Linked DNA regions of Mus musculus: region 2 is linked to region 1. Evidence: chromatin contacts called from ENCODE Hi-C or POLR2A ChIA-PET data. All regions are on one chromosome and are shown on one strand. The core of a region is the stretch at or near the end of the contact, and the rest is flanking DNA. Distances in the headings are between cores, read along the strand shown.

What was found. Hi-C counts contacts between places; a loop is a spot of excess contacts on that map. ChIA-PET counts read pairs that join two places held with the same protein, here RNA polymerase II (POLR2A).
Region 2: a loop to region 1 is called in a map of left cerebral cortex, with 2.3 times the contacts of the local background. The contact joins the promoter of Hormad1 here to the promoter of Ctss in region 1. A Hi-C loop is called at or near these places in 4 of 37 maps with a recorded cell type or tissue (CH12.LX, gastrocnemius and left cerebral cortex). POLR2A ChIA-PET finds 5 or more read pairs at or near these places in 1 of 5 experiments (embryonic stem cell).

What each region holds. Positions count from the first base shown.
Region 1 is chr3:95,525,476-95,528,121 of GRCm38, reverse strand. It overlaps Ctss (cathepsin S), which reads right to left and starts at 1,336. Exons shown (of 8, transcript NM_021281.3): 1 at 1,197-1,336. The coding sequence starts at 1,222.
Region 2 is chr3:95,558,336-95,560,981 of GRCm38, reverse strand. It overlaps Hormad1 (HORMA domain containing 1), which reads right to left and starts at 1,305. Exons shown (of 15, transcript NM_001289532.1): 1 at 1,250-1,305.

The DNA of each region.
Region 1 (2,646 bases), core at 87-2,586:
CAGCCAGGACTGCACAGAGAAACCCTGTCTCGAAAAACCAAAAATAATAAAAAAATTAAATCACCACAACATAGTGTGTGGGTGGGTGGGGTGGGGGGTGTATGGCAACACTACATAGCACCTCATTAATATGTATAGTTACTCTCCTCTCTTAAATTGGTTAAAATTTAATTTCAAAACTAAGCCAGGTACAATGGTGGATACCTATAGTCCCATCTTCAGAAGCCAACGCAGGAGGACTGTCAACAGGGAGTTCCAGGCCTGTCCAGGCAACACAGAGAAGGCTGGGGATGCAGCGCCACGTCTGACACTCGTCTAGTATGGGTGAGACCCTTGGCCTGAGCGTGAACACCAAAGTAATACAAACAACCAAGCAGCTCAACCTTCTCTCTCAAATAACCGTGCTCGCCTTCAGAGAAGCTAAAGGACAACCCAGCTCTTAGATTTGTACACCCTTGGGTTATTTTCCTTTTTCACATTTCTCCCCAACAAATCAAATATCTGTTTCAGAGGAGATACCCCAAACAGGCTTCTCACCAGGTGTGGTGGCCCACGCTTGTGATCCCAGCACTCAGGAGGCAGAGGTGAGGCAGGAGGAGCACTGTAAGTTTGAGGCCAGCCTGGTCTTCATATCGAGTTCTAAGGCCGCCAAATTTAAGAGGTGAGGCCCAGCCTCTAAAAAACACAGCTGATGCCCGCTCCGTTCCTATATTTAACAGAAATTCAGTAGTTGCCTGAAACTGGATTTATTATTATTGTTTTTGTTGTTGTTATTATTATTTTAGTTTTTTGAGATAGTGTTTCTCTGTGTATCCCTGGCTGTAGCTGGCCTCAAACTCAGAGATCTGCCTGCCTCTGCCTTCGGAGTGCTGGGATTAAAGGGGTGAAGCGCCACTCCTCGGCTGAAACTGAATTTTTTAAATGGTGTGAGCCTTCAGCTCATGCTTCACAGGAGCCCAGGTTTAAATCTCACCGCATCCACATACAACACAGTTATCACACAGTTAAGCCAACAAGAATCTCTCAAACAGACTCTCCCTAATCAGAAAAACAAGAGGCGAATGGGCGGCATGATTTTTGTTTTCAGCTTACTTCCTGAAAGCAAAGATTTAAAATCCCAGCGGCCTGACTGATGAAAAGATAGAGCATGTTTAAGGCCATATATGAAGAAAACAAAAGAAGCAGACAGTACATACATGGCAGCGTGGCCAGGAGCCCTCATGGTCATCCTGAAGTGTGGTGCTCACTCCAAAGATGTCCCTGGCAGCAGGAGGCTGCTTGAAATGACTCTAAAAAGAAATCGGAGCTTGTCACATGAAGCATCCACAATGAGGAAGTGAACTTTCATTTCGGTTTCATTTAAAGACTTATGAGAACAGCTGCCTCCGCCCTCTCCTTCTCACCTTGGGACAGTTTGTGTGTAATGAGCTGCCCAGAGGGCTCCATGGTAGAGGCCATCAATAGAATGACCTCAGCAGAGAACAGGACAAAGTTTTCCTCCAACCCTGTGTCATTTTGGTGGTCCATTTTATTCACATCGGTTCTGAGATGGAAACATTTAGTTATAAAGACATTTGGATCAGGCGCCTCAAATCTCAGGTTGCTACATGATTCCCTAGGAAGCCCTGTCTTATCCTTTAACACAAGTCATGTATGACTTATTGTGTCTAATACTCACTCATCAGTTCCTTTGTTTTAGTTCAAAGGATCTTAACACACACACACACACACACACACACACACACAGAGTTATACACATACACTTATACACACAGTTCTATCACATAGTTATCTCTCACAAACATACAATTATACACACATGGTTATCTCACATATTCACACACAGTTATACACATACATTCATCCATACATATGGTTATTATGCACATATTCACAGTTAATCTCACACATAGTTATACATATACAGCACAGTTATCACACAGTTATACCCACATGCACACATATACAGTTACACACACACTTACTCACACCAGGATATACACCCAACTGCCACTGTGGTCTTCTAGGCACAGCTGGGGTAAAATGAACTATTGGTTTTTAAACCTGAATCTTTATTAATCACCAATGAAAATGGGCATCTCTCCCATGTTTTTGACCACTGAGTTTTCTGAGGATTGCATTTTCAATTATTTTGCTCATGTTTCTAGTGTATTTATCGGTTTTCTTGGTGATCTGCAGGGCCTGTTTTTACTGTTCTGGCTAGCAGTCTCTGGTGGTGCCGTACACTCCGCCTGCCTTCTCACAGTTCTCCATTGGTTTTTTTCTTTGTTTGTTTGTTTGTTTTTACTTTGCTTATACTGATTTTTTTTTTTTACTGAAAATTTAAAATGCTGAAATAGAACATCTGGCCAGGTATAGTGCTAGTCTCAGGCCAGCCTGGGTTACATAAAACCTTGTCCTCAAAATACAAAACAAGAAGGCAGTGAGGTGAGGAACTCCTGTTTCAATAATCTCCTGGAACTGCCAACTTGTTTCATTTATGCTCCCATTTCCCAGATTATTTCGAAATAATTCCTAGATCTCATGTGTAATATGTTTCATATGAAAATGTTTCAAGTGTTTATCTATTTTTACAATTATTGTGTGTGTGTCGGGGGGGGGGGAACCAGTGTCATGCTGCTAGGG
Region 2 (2,646 bases), core at 56-2,555, 33 kb before region 1:
CAGCGGGGCTACACAGAGAAAGCCTGTCTCAAAAAAAAAAAAAAAAAAAAAAAAAAAAAGAGGTCAATGTATTGCTCCAGGGTGTGGTACATGCCTATAATCCTAACATTTAAGATGCTCAGGCAAGAGGATCAGTATTTCAAGTTTATCCTTAGCTGGTTAGAAAGTTGTAGTCCAGGCAAGACTGTCTGAGACCTTTTTTGCTTTTCTGTTTTTTTGTATTTTGGGGGTGGGGATGGTGCCTGATAATTTAAAAATAATTATATCAAAAAAGTCAAATCAGATGACTCCTTTATCAGGCTCAGTATGCATTGTTGCTCTGAAACTATAAATGGGAAAGCCAGGAGGGCACAAGATGGTTGAGCTGGTAAAGGAGCTTGCCTCTGGGCTGATGATCTTAGCTGGTAGAAACAACATGGCAGGCAGAAGGAGCAAATTGATTCCCATAAGCTGTCCTCTGACTTCTACACATGCCATGGCATGTTCACATATATTCCCCTCCCTGATATGTATCGAAAACATTTTTAAGGTCAGCAGACAATACTATTTTTTTTTTTAAATTTCTTTTCTCATGTAGCCAAGAATGAATTTCGACTTTGTTTTTCTTTCTTTCAAGGCAGGTCTCTCTACGTAGCTCTGCTGTCCTGGAACTCTCTCTGTAGATTAGGCTGGCCTCCGAGACCCACCCGCCTCTGTCCCTGCCTAGCTGGTACTGGGACTAAAGGAGTGAGCCACTACACCCGGCCTCATCTTGAACTTCTGATCCCTCGGCCTCCCCCCGACCCCCCAGTGCCATCATGCACCATTTATTCTCAAATCTTAATTTATATTTTGAGACAAGGTCTCACTATGTAGCTCTGGCTGGCCTGTGACTTACGCTATGTAGAGCACAGTGGCCGACACTCCACCCACCTTCTGATTCTTTTAATGACTGACTCTGAGTTCCCAACTATCTTGGTAAACCGACTTAAATTTCCTTGCACCCTGGTCTCTATTTCGTCTGTTAACATGAGAATTCACGTAGAAGTCCGCACAAAATAAGAGACCTGACACGGCTGGAAACCGTTAGTCCCATGGCGACTGCCAGCTGCCCTCGTCGCCCCCTCAGGACCCGCTTCGGACACAAGCACACAAAGTCTCTCAAATGTCTGCTGTTTGGACCGTAAGGAACCTGAGAGGGCGAAGGGCCACAGAAAAGTGACTAAGGGATGATAAAAAATGAAGAGAACCAAGCCGAAAATAAACATACTTTACGCACCGCCTGAGGGAAGCGTCCGGCAGCGACAGGCAAGAGTCTTGAAGTGCGGCGCTCCGGTCAGCACGTGCGCAGTGCGCATGCGCCTTAACTGTCACTGGCACGTGGCGCACCCTTTGACCTCAGGCCAGACCACTATTCCCGCCAAAAGCTGCGCAAGGCCTGCCGGGAGCCAGGCTCGCAGCAAGGCTCCAGCGCCGTCCCCAGCAGGCCAAGGCCTGACCGGGGTCAGGTCGCTGAAGGTACAAAGCCTGCCCGACACAGCTGGCTCCCCAGAGACCCCCGGTGTCCCCACACCCGGTGTTGCTGTTTTCTGCTTTAGATTTTGTCACTTTTAGATGATTGTTAGATTTTCCGGTTGCTGTACAGTCCCCACATCCAGTTAACGATGCCTCTGAGGAAATCAGTCGTCTACCAGTCTGCTTACTTAGGTTTTTATTTCTGTTTAATTGATTTCAAAGCTGAACTGCGGCGGTGCATGCCTTTAATCCCAGCACCCGGGAAGCAGAGGCAGGCAGATTTCTGTGGTCAAGACCAGTCTGGTCTGCAAAGTGAGTTCCAGTACAGCTAGGGCTACACAGAGAAACCCTGACTCTGGGAAAAAAACAAAACAAAACAAAACAAACTCAAACCAAAAGAACAAATAGTTTTTAATTTTTAGTATGCGTGTGTGTGCCTTATTACATTCATTTGGAGGTTAGAGGACAGTACTTGGACATGCTCATACCACAGCATAAGTGGGGGTCAAAGAATGACTTGAAGTTGGTTCTCTCTTCTACCATGGGGTGGGGGGTTGTCTCAGGATCTAACGGAGCTGCCAGGTTTGATAGCAATTACTTTTACCTGCTGAGCCTTCTCACCCGCCCTAATATTTTTATTTTTGAGAATTATTCTATATAGCCAAGGTTGGTCTTGAATGGCCATCCTGCCAACTTCTTGCTCCCATCCTCCAGACTAAACTTACAGATGTGTGTGTGTGTGTATAATATATATGCAATATATATCACATGTATATATATTATACACACACACACACACACACACACACACACACACACACACACACACCTGGGGACAGTGGATAGCTTTGAGAGCAATTTGTCTCATTTAAAAACAAAAGTAAGTTTTATTTTTGAAATGGTGATTTTCAGTACTGGCCTTCAAGATTGTGGGCGGTAGCTAAGCCAAGATGTTGTCAAACTGCTGATCCTTCATCAGGCTGTCCAAAGGACCACCAGCCCTGCTTCATATTCTTGTTTGTTTGTTTGTTTGGTTTGGTTTTTGTTTTTTTGAGACAGGGTTTCTCTATATAGCCCTGGTTGTCCTGGAGCTCACTTTGTAGACCAGGCTGGCCTCAAACTCAGAAATCTACCTGCCTCTGCCTCCCGAGT